Linked DNA regions of Homo sapiens: region 1 is linked to region 2. The links are chromatin loops, found by intact Hi-C in ENCODE. Cell type or tissue: K562. All regions are shown on one strand. Links, peaks and the distances in the headings refer to the core of each region. The heading gives the core; the rest is flanking DNA.

The links. Hi-C counts contacts between places; a loop is a spot of excess contacts. Peaks named below come from ENCODE experiments on the same cell type or tissue, not always from the same donor. Only the 100,000 strongest peaks of a DNase experiment are listed, where the experiment ranks them.
Region 1: it touches region 2 in a loop (3-fold over the local background); 7 of 110 quality-filtered maps call a loop at or near these places.

The regions. Positions count from the first base shown.
Region 1 is chr20:53,205,277-53,210,657 of GRCh38, forward strand. The region is part of intron 1 of TSHZ2 (teashirt zinc finger homeobox 2); the gene reads left to right. Among named protein-coding and RNA genes, the nearest start is that of TSHZ2, 240 kb to the left of the region's middle. In K562, for the core only: a CTCF peak has its summit at 2,990; a DNase peak (open chromatin) is centred at 3,025; H3K27me3 peaks cover 604 bases.
Region 2 is chr20:53,937,798-53,943,178 of GRCh38, forward strand. BCAS1-AS1 (BCAS1 antisense RNA 1) reads left to right here. Exons shown (of 5, transcript NR_199019.1): 3 at 2,635-2,801; 4 at 3,488-3,598; 5 at 4,378-5,381. Among named protein-coding and RNA genes, the nearest start is that of BCAS1-AS1, 25 kb to the left of the region's middle. RefSeq lists a silencer at 973-1,267. In K562, for the core only: a CTCF peak has its summit at 2,286 (motif pointing left); a DNase peak (open chromatin) is centred at 2,304.

The DNA.
Region 1 (5,381 bases), core at 185-5,184, 730 kb before region 2:
CGCCTAAGCTTAAAATAGCATGCATTTCAGCCCAGAAATTATGGTATCTCTCCAACTTTGAACTTGTGGGCAATGCTTCATTTAAATTCAGAAGACAGAAAATATTTCCAAACAGGTGTACTTTACTCTGTGCAAAATGTACATATTCTTTCTGCATTGAGCTGAAACCAACTATTTGTGACTTGAAACACATTTGATATGCACAAAGGAAGTTCCAAATGTTAAGAAAACTATCCTGGGTCTTTTTAAAACTCGTATAAAAAGATCTACATCTTCCTTCTTTTGTGAATATGCAGCCGCACTGTCCATTTTGCAGGGTTAGGCCTTTACCTACAGGTTTTTCCTAGACATGAGATCCGAGCATATTTACCTGAACCTGATACTTGTCCACAATTTTTATGGAATAGACTCATGGGTGTGTTTGGGAATTGGAGGGTCCCTGGGAATGAATACTCCTCCTGCTCCCTCTCAATGCCTTCATCTGCTTCTAAAAAATATTCAGTAACACTTGTAGAAGGCATGGTGATCAGTGCAGTGTGAGCTTTAGGTTCAGATAATCCTGAGCACTGATCGTGATGCTATAACTTATGAGCTGTGAGCCTGGTGAAGCCATTTACATTCTTTAAGGCTTAGTTCCCTTATCTGAAAAATAAAGACATATGGGCCGGGCACGGTGGCTCACACCTGTAATCCTAGCACTTTGAGAGGCCAAGGCGGGTGGATCACGAGGTCAGGAGTTTGAGACCAGCCTTACCAAAGTGGTGAAACCCCGTCTCTACTAAAAATACAAAAATTAGCCAGGTGTGGTGGCACGAGCCTGTAATCCCAGCTACTCAGGAGGCTGAGGCAGGAGAATCGTTTGAACCTGGGAGTCAGAGGTTGCAGTGAGCCAACATTGCACCGCTGCACTCCAGCCTGACGGCAGAGCCAGACGCCGTCTCAAAAAAATTAAATAAAAAATAATAATAAATAAAGACACACATAGCAGTCACCACATATGATTGCTGTGAGGATTAAAAGAGGTTAGGGTCTAAATGTGCCAGCACAGTCCCTGGCACAAAACAGGCCCCCGAGTACAGTAGCCATTATTACTAAATAATAAACACGATGATGAGGATAATGATTTTTGTTCCTCAGCCCTTGCTTTTACTTTTCTGACTCTAACACTCAGGACTAAACTTGGTCAAAGGGTTAAAACAAATAGAGAAGGGAAAAGATTTCATCTATGAGCCACCAAGGTCATGGGTATTTGGCCGAAACACTTACCTCTTCAAGGCTTTGCATCTGGGTCTTTCATCCCCTTGCTTTTTTGAACACTGTATACCCTCTGTGAATGTAAAAACATTTGAAGAGTATCAAGCACTCCACGGGTAGTGGCAGTTGCAAGAAGTCTGGTCCATTTTTCTACCTTTCACACTGTCAGAGCACGAGACCTTGGGATTTTTATAATCCAAATTGATACTCTCTAGGAAATCTCTTCCACTCCAGCTCCCTGCCCTGGAAAGATTCATTTTCTTGTGGGCATTTCTCCAGCCCTGGTGGGTAACGGTGACTGAGGGTGAATTCCTAACCTTCCCTTGATAAGGTTCAAGTCTTGCTAATTTGAATCTCTCCTATTTTGCTCCCATCCACCTGGTGCTGTTTGATTTATCTGTGCTTGTTTGTGGATTCACTGATCACTTTCTTATTACTCTTCCACCTCCATCCATTTCAGTTTGCGGTGCCTTTCAGGTGATTTCTTATGCCACCCCTTACCACCTGCTCAACCTGACAAATTATCGACTCAAACTGTTGCTCCTGACCTGGCGTGGTCTCTTCCCAGGGATATAAATGATGCAGTTCAGAGGGATAATGATGCCCTAATAAACATACAGTTGTTCCTGTTTCAGCCTGCCCTGTTTGAAATTCAAGCATGCCACAACCACTGGCTGCTGCCCTAGTAAAGGCAGTGAGAAGGAAGAGAGGGAAATTGGAGGGCTGAGGGCTGAGAAATCCACGAGCACCAATAATGAGATCAGAGAAATCACAGAGGGGAGTTGTTGTTTTTTTCAGGGGTGGGGGGCACTTAACATCTTATTTTGCTGTAGTTAAAAATCAGGCAGGAGTGACAGGTTCCCTCTCCAATCAGGTGTGTTCTGAAGCCCTGAAGTTTGGTGGCAAGAAGCAGCAATAAGGCCCCAGAAGCAGGAGGTCAGTAGAGAGGAGATGCCCTCAGCTGCCCATCTTGCCCCTACCCTGGCTCTCACTTGTAGGGACATGGCTGCAGAGGCCTATCTGACCCCAGTTTTGTCCACAGCCACATCTTTAGAGATGAGCACCCTAAATCCCACTTTTATAACTTAGACTCTGAAAACCTTTCCAGATCACAGATTTGGGGCTGCAGCTCTTCTTTTTTATTTTATTTTTTTATTTATTTTAGAGATGGGGTCTTGCCCTCCTGCCCAGGCTGGAGTGCAGTGGCACTGTCATAGCTTACTGCAGCCCTGGGCTCCTGGGCTCAAGCAATCTTCCTATCCTAACTTCCCTAGTATAATAGTTAGGGCTACAGGCATGCACCATCGTGCCCAGATACATTGTTTTACTTTTTTTTTTTTTTTTTTTTTTTGATAAATGAGGTCTTCCTATGTTGTCCAGGCTGGTCTCAAACTCCTGGTTTCAAGCAATCCCCCTGCCTCTGCCTCCCAAAGTGCTGGGATGACAGGCAGGAGCCACCATGTCCAGCCTCCTGTAGTTCTACTAATTGCTATTATTACTCTTCACTGGAGAATCAAGTCAAAAAATCAATAAAACAACATAGATGCAAATATCTTTGACCTTGTTGGCATGACAGTTCTACCACCATTTCCCCTTTAGCTGATGGTAAATCGCATTCGCCCTAAGACCAATTTCTTTGGAGAATGTAAGCCTCTAGCATAAGTAATAAATAAATAAATGCAACCTTAAATCAAGATGAAGACCACCCTAATGTCTTTTCTCTTCACAAACCCACTGGTGGCGCTAGTGAGCAGGGATCACACAGGCTGGCTGTTCCTCACCCTGGACTGTTCCTCCCTTTGGTAGATACAGAAATGGAGAAGACAGGGAGCTCACAGCTACTGTTGCCTGCCCTGTGCCAGGCATCAGCTCTTGTTTCTCATTTAATCCTGGATCAGTTCTTTGTAGTAAGAGGTGTAACCCTGATTTGTGAATGAGGAAGCTGGAAATCAAGCACTCCCCAAGTATTGTAACTTGCATCAAACCCTCCGAGAGCACATTTCCCACCCACATCCTGCTTGACTTGATAATGACTCCCAACACGTACGGATCGCTTACCAGGTGTGAGGCGGTCTGTGTGTCAAAGCAGTGCACTTGGACTTTCTCATTTAAGGTCGCCAACAATCCTGTAGGTTGGAATTGCTGTTCTCCTCATTTTACAGTCGAGAAAATGAGCTCAGAGCAGTTAACTAACTCTTTGAAGGTCATACAGCTAGAAAGTGGTAAATTCTAGAACCTCACCCCCACGCCCTGTAACCACTGTGCAGTGCTACCACAAAGGTGTGTTTGTTTTATTTCCTTATGCCAGAAACACAGTAGGTGGTGCTGCTCAGCAGACAGCTCTGGGCGTCTCTGGGCCCCCTTACTGCTCTGCAGCTGATCCCAGAGAGCCTCTAGGTTTCCAAGTATGCATTGCTTACTCTTTCCTAAGAGCTTTGCCTCTACCAGGACACACCTTTCACTTGTTCCACCTACCCATTTTGACTTGGCATAAAATCAGCTTCTTTGCATGTGAAAAAGACATTTCCAAAACAACCATGACGGCTGTATTTAAAATGCAAATATGCACATTTTTTTTTTCGGAGATGGAGTCTCACTCTGTCACCCAGGCTAGAATGCAGTGGTGCCATCACTGCAATCTCCGTCTCCAAGGTTCAAGTGATTCTCCTGACTCAGCCTCCTGAGTAGCTGGGATTACAGGCATGCGCAACCATGCCTGGCTAATTTTTGTATTTTTAGTAGAGATGGGGTTTCACCATGTTGGTCAGGCTGTCTCGAACTCCTGACCTCAGGTAATCCACCTGCCTCAGCCTCCCAAAGTGCTGGGATTACAGGCATGAGCCACTGTGCGCTGCCAAAATGCACATATAATTTAACACCCAGTTCTCCTCCCAGTACTCTACTGTGCAGTGCAGAGGGACTCATGGGCTGGCCCATTTTATCAGAGCTGTTTGGGGCAATGAAATCATGAAAGGCATTTAAACGCCCATCATTAGAGGTCTAGTTAAATGAATTAGGATATATCAATACTATCTAGCCGTAAAAAAGATACTGACAGGTGGCCCTACCCTGCTGAGGTTTTAAGAGTGCTAATCAGAGAGCCCTCCCATTCTACTTCCAAATCAATCAAAAAGTGAATGCCTGAGTCAGAATGGAATCAGCTGCTTTGCTTGGGGAGAAGCTGGTTTGGAGCCGAGCTGAACTGAAATGGGCCTCCTAACACTTCCCCTTGTGCTTCTGGGAAAGCTTGAAGAACAGTGCATACGTGGAACCTGCAGATGTGAAAACTGAACAATGGCTTTGAACGCATGGACCCTGTTGCACAGCAGGCTCTCACCGGGATGGCACAGAGAAGACGACAGATTCTTCCCTGTTCTTCCAGGAGAGCAGAAGTACCTACTTCCTAGGCAGTGGCAACCACTTGGGGAAAGGAAGAAGATGGCCCCCTCTACAAATGCGTTTCAATTTGGAAACATTGCCTTGATGTAGCGTTAAGTCGGAAAGAAGCAAATTAATAATGAAACGGGAGAGTTCCCAGATCCCCGTCGCAGGACGTGAGACAGGGGTGTGGCTTGCCTGTTGGGTCGTTGCCACTGCTCAAACCCCTGAGGGGTGGGGGAGCACGCAGACAGACAGGTGCAGGAGCCCGAGTGGGTGTGTGTTGCAGTGTGCCGTTTTAGCCCTGCCATCCACGGATGGCTAGAGCGTTAACCAGCTCAATGGACCCTCTGCCTTTTTGCAAGAGCAGAGAGCCAATGTGACAGCTTTCTGTATCCCAAGCTTTTGCCCAGCATCCAAGGGAAAATCGGGCCACATGTGGGCTTGAAGGATGAATGAGGGATTTTATCGAGCGGTGGAGGTGGCTCTCAGTGGGCTGGATGAGGAGTTGGGAGGGGGATGGAGTGGGGAAATGATCTTCCCCTGGAGTTTGGCTGTCCAGTGGCTGAACTCAACTCCAACCGTTTCCACATGAATTCCTGTCAGCATTCAGACGTTCCTTCTCTCTTTCTCTGCCGTGCCATTCCATCGTCCATCTGCTTGTCTCCTTGTCTCCTCATCTGCTTTTGGAGCCTGGGGTTTGGGGTTTATACGACTACAGGATGGGGGATATGGAGGACCAAAAAGCA
Region 2 (5,381 bases), core at 252-5,251:
ATCTCTTTCTTACAATCTTCAAAGAAGTTTAACACCTTATAATAAATATCTCACAGATAACTCAGGTCACTTAGTGAATATTAGTTGAATTGCTTTTGTATTAGATCCTACCTGCAGCCAAAATATAAATCTATGTTACCCTCCAGCTCAAATATCTTCCATGGCTCCCCATTGCCGTCAAGAGACAATTTAAACTCGTTACTATGGACTTTTTACTCCAAGTCCTTGAGATCCATCTGTGCCACCTCCCCAGCTTCCATCCTCTTATCCGTTCTCCTCACAGTCTCACTTCAGCCATGCTAAGCTACCTGCCATTCTCTCTGTGGACCCTGGGCTCTTGCACTTGCTGTTCTTCTGGGAGCCCTTTTGTCCAACGCTTATTCATTCTGTGTGAGTTAACTCAACTGTCACCTCCCCAAAGTGGCCAACCTCCACCCACTGTGGTCTTGCGCCAGTGCCTTCCCCTGAGTCCCATGACACCCTGCATTTGCTTCTCTTACATTGTATTATTATTATCTTTTTGCCTGCCTGTCTCTCCCACAGACATGAAAGCAAGCTTTTATGTACTTAGGTTGGATTTCAACCTTGGCTCTGCCATGTGTGTTCTTGGGCAAAGTTGTTTTTTTCTCTGTGAGCCTTAGTTTCCTCAGCTGCCAAATAAGCAGTGAACAAAGTTAAGTCATGTGACACACAATACCTGGCATATAGTGAGGTTCAATGTTAGCTTTTTTTATCTAAGCATCTTCAGGGCCAGTCTTTGGACCAAACATGCTGTTGATGCTCAGTGAAGTGGTAGCTCTACCTGGACCAGTGGTTTTCAAATTTTCTCCTTCATTGGAACCTCCTGAGAGGCTGCTAAAACACAGGTTACTGGGTCCCACCCCAAGAGTTTTTGATTCTGCGGGTATGGAGTGGGGCTTGAGAGTTTGCATTCCTAACATGTTCTCAGGTGGTGCTGAGGCTGCTGGTCCTGGGACTGTACTTTTAGAACCACTGGGCTGGTTACCTGGGAAGGGTAGATGTCTGGTTAGGGTGATCAGACATTCAGAGCTAAAACAAATTCACACTAGAGGATAAGGCAATCCACAATGGGTGTGGCCACAGGATATTTGTTTAGCAATTTATCCATTCAACCAATATTTGTTGAGTATCTACCATGTCCAGGCATTGTGCTAGACACTGACAATAGAACAATGAATGAGCAAGACAAGAAGGTTCAGATCTTGATAAGTTCACATTCTAGTGGCACTGCTTTGGAAGGTGGGGGCCGTCATTACACAAATCCCATGGGTGTGAATTGAAGGGACACAGTTAGTTTGGGGAATGGTTAGCCTTAAAGCCACTGATACCAATAATGGCTTTACTGTCTACTGTATCATTGTATTGCCTTCTCAACATGATTTCACCAAAATGATTCATTGAAACTGATTATGGTATTCCCATAATCCCCTTGCCTGGAACTGCATCCATCATTCAGCACAGTTTTAGGATGAAGTCAACCCATGGAACATGGCAGAATGGAGTGTCAGAGAACCAGAGCCAGGCTATGAGACTTAACACCAGTTATATGAAACGATACATTTCCTCATTATCGTTGTTAGCTGGAAGAGAGTCTCAGAGAATCAAAGCCAAAGATGTTATACAACACCTATTATATGAAATGATAAATACCCTTATTGTTACGATTATCTGCCAATTCAAGTAGGGGTTTTCTGTTACTTGGTGCTAAAAGTTCCCCATGATAGAATAGCTTGCCTTTCCTAAGTGCTTACAATGTGCCAGCCACTGCACTAAATGTTTGGTATGCACCATCTCACTGCATGCTGGCAGCAACTCCACGAGTAGGCTCTATTATTAGCCCATTGTTGAGGGAGGACACTCAGAGTTTAAATCACTTGCTCTTTAGTTGGGAGTGGAGAAGATGAGAGGTAAGGCTGCTTTGTGGAGCAGGATGGGCCAGTAAGGATTACTTAAATGCATTGCAATGACACCAACTGAAACGTTTTGCAATCACACAATCTTCCTTGAGCTTCTTCCAAGATAGAGCAGATAAGGATGGAAACACAAACCAACCAACCTTATCTTCATTTGGAGGACTGAGAATCATAGAAGGCAACTGACTTGCCCAGTTCAGCTTTCTCGTTCTAGTTCTCCTAATTAAACTTGACTGCTTTCTAGAAGTTAATCAACAAATACACTCTCAGGCTGCTTTGGCCCAGTTTCCCGGTTAGGCAATCAGGGAAAAAGGGCTAGGCATTGTAAAACCCCAGGTCCTGCAGCTCCCCCACGTGGCTGCATTTTGACAAAAGCAAGCTTCTGAGAGAGTAGATCACGTAAGGAACCAGCCCTTCCATGGCTGTCATTAGCAGAAGTGCAGCTGGGGGCCATTTTGTCAAGAAGTGCTTATTTGGAAAAACAAAACAAAACAAAAAATGAAAAAAAAAAAAAAAATCTATACAGGTGCATGCCAGTCCCCCGGTAATGAAATGTAACAAAGGAAGCACTTAAGTTCAGTGAGGGAAATACAGCTTTAAATTACAGATTGTACCCAGAGCACTTTATAAACGGTAATGTGTGATAATGTATTATCCTTACTTCTGTGAAATTGTGGACTGCAACTTCTGCCGGGGCCAGTTAAAGGGCCAGGAGATGGAGAGGGTTGCGTGAATGCCATTCAAGAAAAGGGCAACAGAGGCTAAGGGGTTAAACTCCCCAGAAAACCAATTTATGCAAAGGGCTGGATCCTGACCGGCATTCTGCACTAAAGATCTGAATTACAAATTTAGAGAATTTGCTGCTCGGTAAGTAATTTCTTTTCTTCCTAATGGAGACTATAATTTCCAGTGGGCCGGTGCCACTTAATTTGCACTGATAGAGTGAACAAAATCTTGACCACGGAGAAGCCTAATTCTACTCACCGTGCAAAATTGCCCTTTAAAAAGGCTTAAAGAGGGACATTCAAAGGATGGTTAAAACCAACCCCTATAATCTTACATTGCTGCAAAGCACATTCCCTAGTTTCCCCTGTGTTTGTATCTTGGGTTAGTTAATAATTGGAATTAGTTCTTTTTCCTTCCCTGTAAGGTAGGTAGTGTAGCTGATTTTATTTTTTTAAGGTATAAGATCTACTTGGGATTATCTGACATAAGAAATAACATTGTCAGATTCAGATTGGAGAAATCTGCACCCTTCCAGGCACTCTGAGAAGGGAAAGGACACAGATTCTTGGTTTCTTGAAATCTAATTCTTTAAGACACTTAGAATCTAATTTAATGAGACCCCAGTGCTTCTGGACTGTTTGCAAACAGACAAGAACAATCTAGTGTGTGTGAAGTGGGAGGAGGGAGGGGAGAGAGTGTGTGTTTAAACCCCTGATAATTTATCTAAAAAGCAAGGGGATACATACAACAAAGACCAGGAATTTCACTTTCTTTCTCTTTTCCTTCCCATTTTGGTTTCTATTTTGTTATGTGCCTCCTTCTCCAAGACAACGAATGCAGGAAGGACCTCACTGGCTGCTGGGAACAACTGCCCTTTTGAATGAATTCTTTTATGGTTACCAGTCAAAAAGTCACCGTCAGCTGGAACTGGAAGGGAGGTGTGTGTGTGTGTGTGTGTGTGCGCGTGTGTGTGTGTACGCGCAGTGGCAGCCATTTCAGCTCAATAGCTCCATTCCTGGAAAGGCCACTTCTTCTTGACATGGGAGAAGACACACTTCCCTGTGTACCTAAAAATAAATAATAAGTAAATAAATAATAATAATAAGAAAGTCATTTTTGCTCCCTCCCCCAGGTCTTAATTCTTCTTTCTCTTTTAATCATGTTTTTCTGTGTGCCACCTTTGCTTTGCTTATTTCCCCCACTGCTTGTTCTGTCTGATGGCATTTCTGGGAATCTGTGTCCTAAAGGCTTTCTTGGGTTTATTGGTGAGTTTCAGCTCTTTTTCACTCTAGTTCTGCATAAGGGGTGGGCATTAGTATTTATTGTAAATGCATTGGAAATGGGATCTCAACAACAATAACACACACACACACACACAAACACAAAAATGGAGTATTAACTTGTTTCTTAAGCCATAACTGAATTTAGAGTTCTCCCAGTAAGTCATGCGCTTTACTTCTCTCTGGCATTTCTTGCTTTTTTAAAAAAAAGCAATTTCATTAAAAGACTATTCTCTTTTTTGGCCCAGGAGCATAGGAAACCAGTTATAAAAACTGTTGGCATGCTTTGCAGAGAGATTCTCAGCAAAGAGGCTTTTTTTTTGTTTTATTTTGTTTTGTTTTGTTTGAGTGGGGGCTTGGGAGGGCTCCATCTGCCTTAGTAACTGGCTAAGTAACTGGCCTGGGCTACTCAGTCTGTTTCTCTTCCTCCTGCCTAGGGGCATTTCTTATCTGGGCAAAAAGCCCCTGTACCCAGCGAGGTGAAACTTGCAAATGATACTGTCACCTTCCTCAATGGACTGCAGCTCAGGAGCTCACCAAAGGTTGCAGCAGACAACCCCCACGGTGTTTGGAGACAAAGGAATAGCAGCTGCCTGGTTTCCTTGAATCACCCCGTGCTCTGACGATGGCAGTGATGGGCCTCCCACCAATGGCTTCCCCAAGTGCTGTTTTCCTGCTTCATGCCAAGTTAAGCATTCTGATACTAAGCGGCACGAGATAGTTCTCAACTGGGTGAGGCACAGGTGTGAGTAATCTCGAGGTATGGTCAGGAGGTTTGAAAAAACTAACCCAGCTGCAAGGAAAAGACCTCTGGTCTTTATTGGAAACACGAATTTGACCTGTCCAAGCTGGGAGCTAATAGGCCCCAGCAGCTCAGGATCCCCTCCTCACTTACGCTTGGGTTTTGAGTGATACCATATTTTTCTGAACACATTTTCCAAATGCCTATTTGCCAAAGCCGTGGTGTAATTTGCCTAAGCAGCAAACTTGTCCTTAGAGTCGAGGTCCATCCACATCAGGAGAGTATATTCAATGTTTATCTCCGATCAATGTGTGATGAATTGCATATGAGATAGATTTGTGTGAGCCAATGTGTGTGTGTGGATCTGTGTTAGTTACATGTGTTTATTTGCATGTATGTAAATATGACTGTGTGAGTGCATGGATCTATTCCTGCATGATATATATTTATATATATGAATATGTGCATATATATGCAAATATGGGTATAAATATGTATCTGAACATATAGGTGTGTATCTGTAGTGGACACTGTCAATGCACTCATCCTCCAGTTACTTAGGCATCCCAGCTTCTCAGCTCAATGGGGGCCGCTTGCCCATCCCCCCACCTCCCAGGGCAGCCCAGAATTCACCTACCAGGGTTCAAAGGCTGGCTCCCTTGACTCAAGGTCAAACTATCTGGGTGGTGCAATTCATGC